Linked DNA regions of Homo sapiens: region 1 is linked to region 2. The links are chromatin contacts, found by POLR2A ChIA-PET in ENCODE. All regions are on one chromosome and are shown on one strand. Each heading gives the region's core, a stretch centred on a gene start or an enhancer-like site at or near the end of the contact. The rest is flanking DNA. Distances are from core to core; before and after follow the strand shown.

Evidence for each region. ChIA-PET counts read pairs that join two places held with the same protein, here RNA polymerase II (POLR2A).
Region 1: POLR2A ChIA-PET joins it to region 2 with 13 read pairs in HepG2. The contact joins the promoter of RIN2 here to the enhancer-like site in region 2. POLR2A ChIA-PET finds 5 or more read pairs at or near these places in 3 of 52 experiments (GM12878, HepG2 and MCF 10A).

The regions. Positions count from the first base shown.
Region 1 is chr20:19,757,007-19,760,114 of GRCh38, reverse strand. It overlaps RIN2 (Ras and Rab interactor 2), which reads right to left and starts at 1,857. Exons shown (of 13, transcript NM_018993.4): 1 at 1,788-1,857. RefSeq lists an enhancer at 894-1,468.
Region 2 is chr20:19,916,562-19,919,613 of GRCh38, reverse strand. All of the region lies in intron 3 of RIN2 (Ras and Rab interactor 2), which reads right to left. Among named protein-coding and RNA genes, the nearest start is that of NAA20, 99 kb to the left of the region's middle. Within about 2 kb of position 1,465, at least 10 of the 41 ENCODE cell types and tissues checked have a DNase peak (open chromatin) inside an H3K27ac peak, as active enhancers do.

The DNA of each region.
Region 1 (3,108 bases), core at 608-3,107, 160 kb after region 2:
AGGCAAAAAGGAAAATTAGCACCTCTATATCCACTTATGACAATATCCTCCTACATTTGAATTAGGTAAAAAGTTAATAAAAGCTCTGCATTCAGTGAACGTGACTACATCTGAAGCCAGAGTTGCTCAATCTGTTGCATGCCACTGTCAACTCTCAAACCACCAGGCAAGGGAACAAACAAATGGGGAGGTGGGGGAGGGAGACTGGATATGACTGTTCCCATTGAACAATGAAGCAGGGTTCTTTTTTTTTAGACAGAGTTTCACTCTGTCACCCAGGCTGAGTGGAGTGGCACAATGTCGGCTTACTGCAACCTCTGCCCCCAGGTTCAAGTGATTCTCCCACCTCAGCCTCCCGAGTAGCTGGGACCACAGGCACATGCCTTCAGGCCCAGCTAATTTTTGTATTTTTAGTAGAGATGGGGTTTCACCCTGTTGGCCAGGCTGGTCTTGAACTCCTGACCTCAAGTGATCTGCCTGCCTTGGCCTCCCTAAGTGCTGGGATTACAGGCATAAGCCACTGCACCCGGCCTATGAAGCAGGGTTCTAACAACACCCACCTGTATTTAAAATGTTGATTTTTGCTTATCATGAATTTTTTACATTCAATTTGGTTTTGTTAAAAAGATTGTATTAAAATACTATTTATCTTAATGATGGAGTGCTGCCCTGTGTGTTTCTTTTTTCCCAGTAAGCCCTTTGCACTCCCAGCAAGTGTTTCTTTTTGCTTCAGTATTTACAGTCCTTTTGGTCGAAGAGTACTCTGATGTTTCCTTACCGATGACAGCGTGTTCCTAAGAAACCCCAATGTGCCCAAAACCGCGCAAGGAAGTGCCGCTACACTGCGGAATTAGGAAAGCCCCAGGGATTTAAGAGCTCTGAGAAGACAGGCGCCTCTCAGGGCCCAGGGGACCGATCTTGCCCTGTATTTCTTGGCAACATATCATAGGCTTTCAAGCTGAACTTCTGCAAATCCTGCTGTCCCCGCGCGGTCGAGGGGCGCGCCACCGCCGGTGGGTGGACGCCGAGCTGGTGGGAGCCCAGGCCAAGGGTGGAGGCCAAGCCCAGAAGGGGGCGGGGAGGCCTCAAAGTGGGAAAGTGGCCCCGTCCCTTCCCGGCAGGAATCCGGGGCTCCTCCTCCGCCCGCTGCGCAGCCATCAATCACCGCGACAGCCCAAGTGCCCCCTGCCCGGACACAACAACCCTCCTGCTTTTCCACCCGGGGGAGGAAATCTCCGGTCGGAGCATCTGCCCTGCACACTGGCTGGACTCACCAGTGGGGTCCGCGCTGGGGATCAAAGCTGTGCGACACCGGGTCTGACCCGCGCGCTCAGGCGCAGGGAGCACTTGACACCCCACAGGCAGCCCTGCAGGTAGAACTCCTCAAAGGTCCCTACCAAACTCCGTCCGGTGCACACGCACGCACACCCGCACCTCCGCACCTCGAGCCATAGTGCCTGCACCCTCCAGCTGTCCCTCACCCCAGCCCCGCACAGGTCAGCTGAGGACACCCGGTGACCCTGCCGGGACCAGCGGCCACCTCGCGCTCCGGAATGTCACTCTGCCCCTTGTCCCCACTCCCTGATCCCCCTTCCCCCTTCCGTTCCCCACGATCCCCGAGGACGCGCTCTGGCTGTCTTCCTCAAGTCCCCTCCGGAGTAGGGAGAGAGTGCGCACAGCAGCACCCACGTCTGGAACCCCAGAGAGCCCCGCCCGTGCCCGGAGCCTCTCCGGGCTCTCTAGGTGCGGGCACAGGGGGTGGGGTCTCCGCTGCCACCGCCCCTTACCTCTCGCGGGCCCTCCCCGCAGGTCCCGGAGGCGGGGGCGACCGGTGGCCCCAAAGACGAGCGCGGGGCTGGGTTTCCCCGCCCGGGAGGAGCAAGAGGAGGAGGAGGAAGAGGAGGAAGGGGGAGAAAGGAGGGGAGGGGAGGGGAGAGGAGAGGAAAGAGGAGGAGGGGAGGGAAGGGCTTTGTGTTTGCCTCGGGCCGTCCCTCGGCAGTAGGGAGCCATCCCCCTCCCCCAGCCACCTTCCTGAGCTCGCAGAGGAGATGGGGCGGGGGTGATCGGATCGGAGGCAGCGACCAAGGCGCCTGCGCGACCCCAGGTCCGGCCCATCCCTCCATTCCCTGTAACCGCCAGCCTCCGCCCCTCTTGACAACCACCCGCTACGCTTACCCTGTTACAAGGAACCCAGGCTGCAACCAGGAAAAACTGCCATCAGAAAGTTTATCTAAGCCGGAGCAAACTTGGCTGGACCGGCCCCTGACCCGCCTTGGCGCTGCCGCCCCTGTCTTCTGCGGTCCCCGGCCAGGCGAGGACCAGAGTTTTGTTCTCGGAGATTCTTGCCTTTCTTGTTTTAGCACAAACGCGCACGCACCCCTTTCCCATAACGAGCCCCTCCGCCCAACTACAGATCCCGGGATCTGTTGCAGGGGCTGGAAAGGCCCCACTCGAGAGGCCTGAGCTGGCTGCGGCTCTTGGTTCCGGGGCAGGTTCTCCAGGGTTGGATACGCTCTGGACGCCTGGGCGGGTTGTTTTGCTTCGGCCTCGCTGGCCAGGGGCCCGCCCACCCCGCCTGGAACGCGGTTTGGATCGGCGCTGGGAGCCCTCCGTAACCCCAGCTGAAGGCCGCGCAGGCAGGCGGGGACGCCGGAGCTGCGGGGCCGGTTCCCAGCCAGCATCCAGCCTTTTCGGAATCAGGCGGGTCCCTGGTGATTCGCTGGGTTTTCCCACTTCCCACGGGGACCTCACCTTTGGGAATTAATTGCTGACAGTGTTAGAGTTACAAAGTAGCCAGTGTCACGGAGGGAACCTCAAAGAGACAAAGGGACACCTCGAAGGTGTCAGAGAGACGGTTGTTTTGGACAGAAACAGAACAGCGAAGCGGAAAGAAAACAGACCTTATTTCTGTTCTGTTCCACTTCAGATAGTAGCAGAGGAGACTTGGATTTCATTGGTGTTGGTTTTCGTGATTCCTGCCTTCTAAAATCCCAAGACTTATTTATCATTTATCATCAGCTCAGATCCCAGGAAAACAGTCCACTGCACTTCGGTTTCTGCTCCAAGTCACCCATTAAATAAATAATTGAACACCTGCTGGTGCCAGGC
Region 2 (3,052 bases), core at 216-2,715:
GGCTGGTCTTGAACTCCTGAGCTCAAGTGATCTGCCCGCCTTGATCTCCCAAGGTACGGGGATTATGGTGTGAGCCACTGCACCTGGCCACAAATTTAAGATACTATTAATGATAACACACACTCTTATTTTATATAGTATCAAGAAAAAGAGCCCTGCCACTTTTATACACCATTGACTACAGGATATAAATGATTTCAGGGATAACATTTTGAAAATCTTATAACTGAAATGTGCTGACTTATGTCTTCATAGAGCTCAGGTTGAAGGGGCCTGCAGGTGTATAGGTCAAATATTAGTGACTTGTTTGGTTGCATTGTTAGTGACAAACATGCTGTGTGGGGACCAGCATCCTGGAATTTACAAAATAGAAACTGGCAGATGACCGGCAGGCCTTCCAGCATCCTGAGCTCTCCCTAAAACCCTCTCTGGATATAACCGGGACTCTCGCACGGCATCTGTCATCCCCCAGCTGGAAGGCTGACAAGAGCAGATTCCCACATGGCAAACAGTTGCTCCACCTCAGCTTCCTGGGGAAACACAAAGCCTGGAGCCCACTCCATGAGAAGTGAGAGCAACAATTCACTGCGGGGCCTTCCAGCCTCCCAGCCTTCAGAGAAACTCCATTGGAGAGTAGCTTGAGTAGATTTGCCGTGAATATCAACCTTGTTCTCCCACACATAGTTCAGCCACCAAAGGCTGTTCTTACAGCAAATATAACTATGCCAACTTCAATAAAGCACAAAATATTCCCTTGCAAAGGCATACTTGGGCTCTGCGTAACACATCTACCTAAGTGTCATCCCAGATGTCATTTTGTATTTTGTCTGATTTTTTTTTTTTTTTTAATTAAGGCCCAGACTCCGTAAAGTCAGATGCTAACTTCTGGAAGGTCTGTAAATTGCAAATGATGTTTGTCCAGTAGAAAAGAGAACCCCAGAGGTTTTAATTGTATTGCCTTTTATGTCTTTAGCCAGGTTTGTATTGGGTTGTACCTTTTGAAGTTGAGTTGTTTGAAGGTCAAAAAGTGGTTGAATGCTGACAATAGCAAGCTTATCTCTAACCTTCAAAGGTAGATATGCAAAAGTGGCTCATAGTAGATGACAAAGTTCGTTTAAGGTGTTATTCTTTTGCCCACTGAGTCTTTCCCAATCTTTGCCCCATTTGGAGCCAGCTTTAATGTCCTGTTGATCTCATTAATGAGTTAAATCAATCTTTGACACACACACACACACACACACACACACACACACACACACAATGTATTTGTATGAGAGTCACGTTTTTTCGTTTTTTGAAAATTATCCCTGAAGTTTACAGCTATCCATCTAAGCTATGGGACCTTGGCCTTGGGTGGGAGGTTGCTTAACCTTTCTGGCCTTTGGTTTCCTTAAGCTTAAAATAGACGAGCAGGTTTCCAGTGCCTCTTCTGGCTCTAACTTGGTGTCCCCCCAGCTGTCCCACTTTGCCTTTCCGGAATGCACTGGCGTGGGTGTCACAGTCACATTCACTTCCCTTTTACCATTTCTGGCTTCTTACCACTTGTCTTCACTGGGTTTTCTACAAGCACTAGAGAAAAAAGATGACTTGCTCTTTCTAGAAGACAATCTGAATGTGTATATCAACATTAAAGTATGAAAACTGTTGGATTCAGCATTTCTACTTCTAGGAATTGACCCAAAGAAATAATCAGATACATGTAAAAGAATGCTTTGGGCAATATCATTTATGATAGTGAACAGGGGAAAAAGTGCTAAATGTCAAACAGCTGTGGACTGGGTAAATAAAGTGTGTACCCCAATATGATGGAATGCTATTCCGCCTTTAAAAGGCGATTCCGCCTTTAAAACATATTTCTTGAGATGTACAGTATATATCGATATATTGTATGTCAATATATCAATATAGTGATATGTTATTAAGTGGAAATAAACAAGTTGTGAAAAGTATGTGTTCTCTGAGCTCACTTAAGTAATAGTTGTGGCTGCACTTATGTATGGATTTACATAATATAGTCGAATCACAGACAGAACAAAAATCTGAATGCATTAGTGTCAAGATGCTCACTGGCTTCATTCCCGAGTGGAGTGATTAGAGGTGGTACAATTTAGGTCTCTTTTCTTCTTTACACTTTTTAAATTTCACAGTAAAAATAACTATTATCATTTTAGGAAAAATAGAAGAAAAAGAATAATTTGATGGATGGAATTAACAGAGAGCCTGGAATTGGCAGCAGAGCAATCAGACAAGTTTCCTCTGGAGCTCCTGGGCTCAGCCATTTAGTACTCTGGACAGGTGCTTACATTTGCCATATGGAAGGCTGGCAACAGATCACTTGGTTGGTGCAATTCTTGGTAAAACAAAGGAAATAAGGCATTCGGTGGATGACCGTGGCACAGCTATTTAATTATGTTCCTCACTCCTGGGCCCTCTCCCTCCCTGAAGCTGGGGCTTTGCCATTTGGAGTCGTACCTTACCCACTCCGCCTGCCTTTTTTTTTTTTAAATTTTTTAAATATCTGCTTAATTACACAGCAGGGGCTGACTTCAATTGGAATGGAAGTCACTTTTCATTCTAAAACATTAGCTATGTGTCAGGTGGTTTTCACTTTTTCTCGTTGTAAACTCTGAGTTGTACTTTTCCTGCGCCCACTGCTTCTATGCCACTGTCTCCAGATGCCTATGAATTTCAAATGCACAGATGGAGCCAGGATCTGTATATCAAGCAGCATCTCCCCAAGTGGTTTCCACCCAACACAAGCAGTGTAGGATGTGAACAGGCACGATTTCAATACAAACACTACTGCTCGAACAACAGTGGAAGCACATTAAACATTCGATAAAATGAGGTCACTGAAGACTCCTCAGAACTTTTCAGATGCTGATGTCCAGGGTTGGTCTCCAGGGAGTGAATAAAGTATGCGGGGTTCCCCAAACCTACTGGCTTTAGGGCTTTCTGTTGATGATCATTTCTGGGGAGCAGTGGTCTGCAAAACTCTTTATTTTTTATTTTTTGGACAGGATCTCACTCTGTCGCCCAGGCTGGAGCTGGA